Regions from separate parts of the Homo sapiens genome. Here region 1 is linked to region 2. The links are chromatin contacts, found by Hi-C in ENCODE. All regions are on one chromosome and are shown on one strand. The core of a region is the stretch at or near the end of the contact, and the rest is flanking DNA. Distances in the headings are between cores, read along the strand shown.

The links. Hi-C counts contacts between places; a loop is a spot of excess contacts on that map.
Region 1: a map of mammary epithelial cell shows a loop between it and region 2 (2.4-fold over the local background). The contact joins the promoter of ZNF385D here to the promoter of ZNF385D-AS1 in region 2. A Hi-C loop is called at or near these places in 1 of 168 maps with a recorded cell type or tissue (mammary epithelial cell).

What each region holds. Positions count from the first base shown.
Region 1 is chr3:21,749,941-21,752,791 of GRCh38, forward strand. It overlaps ZNF385D (zinc finger protein 385D), which reads right to left and starts at 1,270. Exons shown (of 8, transcript NM_024697.3): 1 at 955-1,270. The coding sequence starts at 976.
Region 2 is chr3:21,541,469-21,544,341 of GRCh38, forward strand. ZNF385D-AS1 (ZNF385D antisense RNA 1) reads left to right here and starts at 1,321. Exons shown (of 3, transcript NR_046731.1): 1 at 1,321-1,527. All of the region lies in intron 3 of ZNF385D (zinc finger protein 385D), which reads right to left. RefSeq lists an enhancer at 1,889-2,469.

The sequences.
Region 1 (2,851 bases), core at 20-2,519, 210 kb after region 2:
AGAGCATTTGCATCTTGGATACATTTCCTAGCCCCTCTCCAGTTGCTCTATCAAACCTTTTAATATCGCATAGATGCCCTTAAATGATGACGCCAGATAGGACTTACAGAAGGAAAGCATAACTTCAGAGAGGAGGAACAAATATTCAGTCCTTATCTTTGACTTCTTCTTATTTAGTGAAGGGGCTTGCCTCCTGTACTAGCAGTAAGTTGCGGCGTTAGAGTGCAAATGCACAGCTCCAAGCCCACTTCCAGTGCTCAACTGATAGCTCGGATCCAAGCCTCAACATGCTTTCTGGAAATGCAGGCAGCTCAACTGAAAACCTAACTGAGGTTTCTACCGTGGCACAAAACTGACCTGCACAAATATTTGACATCTCCGAGACCTCTAAAGGTTTCAAATAATATGCATTTTGTGCTAGGCTGCTCCTAGCTAGACAGAGCACTGAGATGATATAGAGAAGTGTTCTCAGCTGCTCAACCACACTGCTCACTAGACAATGTTTTCCTTTTCCGCCTCAGAACAAGAAAAACCAGCAAATACTGAATGAAATGCTCATATTGACTAAGCTTTCACAGCATCAATTGTATAGAAACTTTGTTTCACATTCCATTAAGTTAGCTCATGACTTCCCACGCTGCACTATTTCTCCTTCACCTAGCTAAAAGAGCCAACTTCATTCAGGCAAATCAAGGCAAAGTTTACCCCCCCGCCCCCTCCACATGTCCCTGTCTCTTTTCTTTTCCAACTTAAACTCATCCACGGCTAAATTAACAGCCCCAGTTGTGGCACAAAGGAAGCTTTGAAGGCTGCACCGGCTTGGTCCTCCAGTTGCCAACTGGAGGTAGGTTTAATGTAACATATTCTTGCTGCTTAAAGAATTTTTTAAGGGCTTGTCTGCACGGATGAAGAGCCGGACACCCCCAGAATTACATCATCAGAGTGAACACTCACCAAAATACATTATGTTTCTCATTAATCAGACAGCTGGAATCCCACCGCGGTGTCTTCAGCATCAGCTCTCACCCAAGGCTGGCACGTAGAGCAGAGCCCTTTCATGCTACATTCGGTGGAAATGTCCCCGGCGTGGAGAGCAGTGAGCGCCGAGAGCGTGCCTCCTCCGCGGGATGAGCGCCTTGCAGGCTGCCTTTCCAGGGCTAAGATCCCCGGCGGCTGGAGAGTGCGCTCGGGCTGCCTGCTGCACTGCCCATCCTTACTGTAATCCGACTCCTCCTTGCGATGTCCTTGCCGCGCCTGTGACATCAGGACTGAGAGTACTACAAGCAGACCCCTCCACCCCACCCCACCCCACCCTGGGTTAGCAGCCGCTCCACGAGGTGCTCCGACTGCCTGCCTGGACCAACCATGGCTCTCGGGAAGCTTTGACGAGCCCAGAGACTTGGGAAGGGGCGGAGTGAGGGGCGCGGGAGGCTCTCTTAAAGCGAGAAGAGTGTCGGGATCCACACAGGAACACACAGGAGAAATTCACCACTGTGCAGGAGGGACGTGGTTAAGGCGAGTTCTGCCATTAACGTGTAATTAGACAACACTTTTACCCCGCCCCTCCTGTGAATGCCACCATTCTCTCCAAAATTTAACCTCCTCTACCAAGTTAAAACGGCAGTACGAAGAGGGATGGTGCCGTGCTTGCATTCTCTTTGCTGTGGGCTTGAGGGTTTGTTGTTATTTTTTGTGATGTTTATATATAAGAGGAATAAAAGGAACGCCAGGGACCACTGCTAGGGTAATAGAGGTTCACACTTAGAAGTGATCACATCCCAGAAAGCTAGTACTTGGTGAAGTGTAATTTTTTATTTCTTGAGTGTTCCCTGAGCTATTATGTTGATAGAAAGATGTGAAGAAAAATAACTGGTGATAAAAGTCACCTCTCAGTTGCCCAGGACCAAATTTGCTGCCTCCCTTAGTAGGCAGGTAGAAAGCACACTGAGGCTGAAATGATCTTTGACCTCCTGAAACGGAGAGACGATTAGCCTGAAAGGCAACCAACATTGTGCCATAGTTAGAGTCCAGTCACCAATATAATATAGCCACACACACACACACCCACCCCCCTCCCCCCCCCACCACACACACACACAACGCTCTCATTAAATTTGAGATGAACGGTCAAGAAAGGCAAAGCTTAGCAAAGCCTCTGGCTCCTCCAATGGTATAATGAATTGCAGTCCTTATCTTACATAGAAAAGGATATTAGAAAGAAATCCCTGAAAGCTGTGCTGATTAATACTTAAATGCACAGCATGGAAAAAATAAACTCATACAGCAAGTTCCGTTTCCTAAGGACTCATCACTTTGGGAACCAATTTACGTACTGGAACATTTGAACTTATAAATTTCTATAGACATTTATGAAATTAAGAACCAAATATAAACAAAGAACTGTAGTCTATGGAAGAATGCAATTGATATATTTTTAATCTGGGCTTTTATAAAAGTGTGATAGCAAAGATTTCTACATTTTGATATTAAAATATTCTATAGCATTTCCTTACGCGATTCTATATCTCTTGGTGGATTTAATGTGCATAGAAACTAGGGGGCTGAAGCTCATAATAACGGCTTTCTGTGCAATCTTGCATAAAAGCTTAACTGTATTCTACCTCTGTGAAGAGTGCAATGAACAATATCCTCTCTCACGCTAGATTATAAAGAATTTGGTGAGTGAAAGTAGGTAAGCAAATATAAATCAGAAACATCACAGTGAATCTTAAGATAAATCTAGGGCTGTTCTTTTAGAAATACTCTTAATTTAAAGCCACCAGAGGAAAATTTACATAGTAAAGGATATTAACTTTTTTACTCCCTTTTAAAAATTAAAATAAAAACAATG
Region 2 (2,873 bases), core at 71-2,570:
ACAGAGGATAGGGCTCAGTAAAAATTAGACAACAACAAATAGCAACTGTTAGGAAGGGAAGGATACGAATGGCCACAAAACCCCAAATTACACAGGAATAGACATTAATATGAGTTACCTTTTCTTAAATTTCTTTGCTCATCTGACCAGGAACAAACCCTCCTACTGTCCTAGTTTTCAGGACTAGGATGAAACTGATTATTTATGATATGCTGAAATAAATTATAACAAAATATAACAAAAAAAGCAAGAGTCTTGATAAACAGGAACTAGGATTAATGAAATGGAATGAGCAAATTTTATCTTTGAGATTTTCAATTATTGGTGACCACTAATCTAGTTTCTACTTTTGGTTTCTATAAGTTTTGTTAGTGCCTACTAATACTTTAAGAAGTGTATACAGTTGTAAAAAGAGATACAAAAAAACTGATTAAAATTTTAATAGATATGTATATCCAGCAATTTGTGGGCAACTGGTTTTCATCAAGGATTTTATTCCATAGCTAATAAAGATTTCATCAGCGCTGGTGCACTCTGAAATATTCACAATCATAAAGCTAAAATTTGGGGATGTTTGACAATAGTAATTTTTTTTCAAATAAACTAAAACTCGGAGGCTTCTACAAAACAAGCTTTCAGAATCATAAGAACAAGTTTCTAGGTCATGCTCAAGTCTAATTGCACTTATTTACTTCCCTTTAAAAATATGTGAATTTTCATGTTTAGGTTTCAGAGAATCAGTTACTTAGGATATGAATCCTGCATTGTGGAGAGAGTAGTCACTGTGGAAAAGGAAGCCTAAACTTCATTTTTATCAAAATGCAGAAATTATGAAACTTAAACCATCTTAGAGATTCCTGGGTTTTTCTTCTCTTTCTTTTTTTTTTTTTCCCAGAGATGATGAGGTGTCAGCCTGCTGCCCAGGCTGGAGAGCGGTGGTGTGATCAGTACCCATTGCAACCTCGAACCGCTGGGCTCAAGCAATCCTCAAACCTCTGCTTCTCAAGTAGCTAGGACTACAGGTGCGCACCACCATGCCCGGCTAATTTTTTAAGATTTTTGGAGAGATAGTCTTGCTGTGTTGCCCAGGCTGCTCTCAATCCCTTGGCCTGCCAGTGATCCTCTTACTTCCACCTCCTCAAGCACTGGGATTACAGGTGTGTGCCACTGAAACAGCCAGGTGAGGGGGGTACCCTGGACAAACTCTAATCAGCCTGCCCACTGAGGTGTAGCCTCAGGAAGTTCAATAGGGAGGAGCCTGGCCCCTCCTCTTCCTGTGTGGAACCTGCGATTTCAAGGGCCGACAGGAAGCCTCGATCGGGGAACTCTGACCTTGCGGAGGAAACTTGTTTCCCTTTTTTTCTTCCCGCCGACTTTCACTCGATAAAACCCTGCTTTATTCACCCTTTAAACCTTCTCCAAACCTAAATTTTCCTGGCCTTGGGACGGACAAGAACCCAGTCTTCAGATGAAGGAAGGAAAAGTCCTGCAACATTCTTGGCGTGCAACGTTGGGGCTCTTGAAGAGGTGAGTGAAAGGGGGACTCAAAACCTCTCACTGTTGGCCGGGCGCGGTGGCTGATGCCTGTAATTCCAGCACTTTGGGAGGCCAAGGCGAGCGGATCACGTGAGGTCAGGAGTTTGAGACCAGCCTGGCCAACATGGTGAAACCCCTCTCTAGTAAAAATACAAAAATAAGCCGGTGTGGTGGCGCGCGCCTGTAATCTCAGCTACACAGGGGGCTGAGGCAGGAGAATCACTTGAAGCTGGCTGGGAGGCGGAGGTTTTAGTGAGCCAAGATCACGCCACTCTACTCCAGCCTGCGCGACAAGAGCGGGACTATCTCGGAAAACCGCTCACCCTTGTTTCTAAGACTTTTCATCCTGCAACTTCTGAGCATATGGGAGACCGCTCCCCACCCCTTGTCGCTCCTGGGGGTCGGGGGCCTTTTCACGGTCTTTTCCTTTTTCCAGACGGACTAGCGAGCAGCAGTTCCCAGCCGCTCCCCACTCCTTGCGGGGCTGGGATGCATGGCCTAAGGGTCCCGCACAGCCGGTTGGCTGGTTCCCAGCCACAAGCGTCTGCAGCCTTCCCCTTCCCCACCCAAGGGGTTCTACTCCATCCGACAGTAATTAAGCTTTAACTTTTCTTATGCAACTGGTGGAGGAAACAGTTGCATAAGAATAAGAGGTTCTTCCCCAGGCATTCTTAAACTGTTGATTTTCTTTCCCCTTCTGTGTCCTGTCAGCAAGTTAACTTTTAAAGTTTCTTTTTTTCTTTCTTTCTAGAAGATGTTGTATTAAGGTAGGCCCCCCAGCCCCGCAGCTATCGCTGTTTATATTTTCTGCAAAGTTTTGGTTGTGAAATGAAGCCTCCATGTTGTTTTACATCCTGAGGGCATGGCTTGTAACTGGTGGCAAGGCTTTGTTTAGCAATCCTGCCTTAGGAAGTAAGTTTCTTTCTGGTTTGATATCTGCATGTTTTCCTAGCCCTGTTTCTTAAAGGACCCCACCTAGCGACTGGATTTTTTTGTGTGTGTGTAGTGTGTGATGTCCGTAAAAAGAGTTCTAATTAATTTGTCCTAAAGAAAGACAAGCACTTGGATCTAATATTTTTTAAAGGGCAGATAAAATCTGTGGTACCTTTCAGTTCACGTGGCTTTAATCTTTAAGAAATAAAAACAGCCCTAAAGACTTAGTAAAATGCAGGTCAGATGCAAGTGTTTTGAGGTTAAACTGCTTGTTGGGTTTTGAGAACTATTTGCTTTGCCAGCTTCGCAATTGGTAAGGCCTGGGGACATATGGAACTAACCACAGACTTGACTAAGAAGGCAAAACGTGGCTGCAGTTAGCACACAATTAAGGCAACTTATCA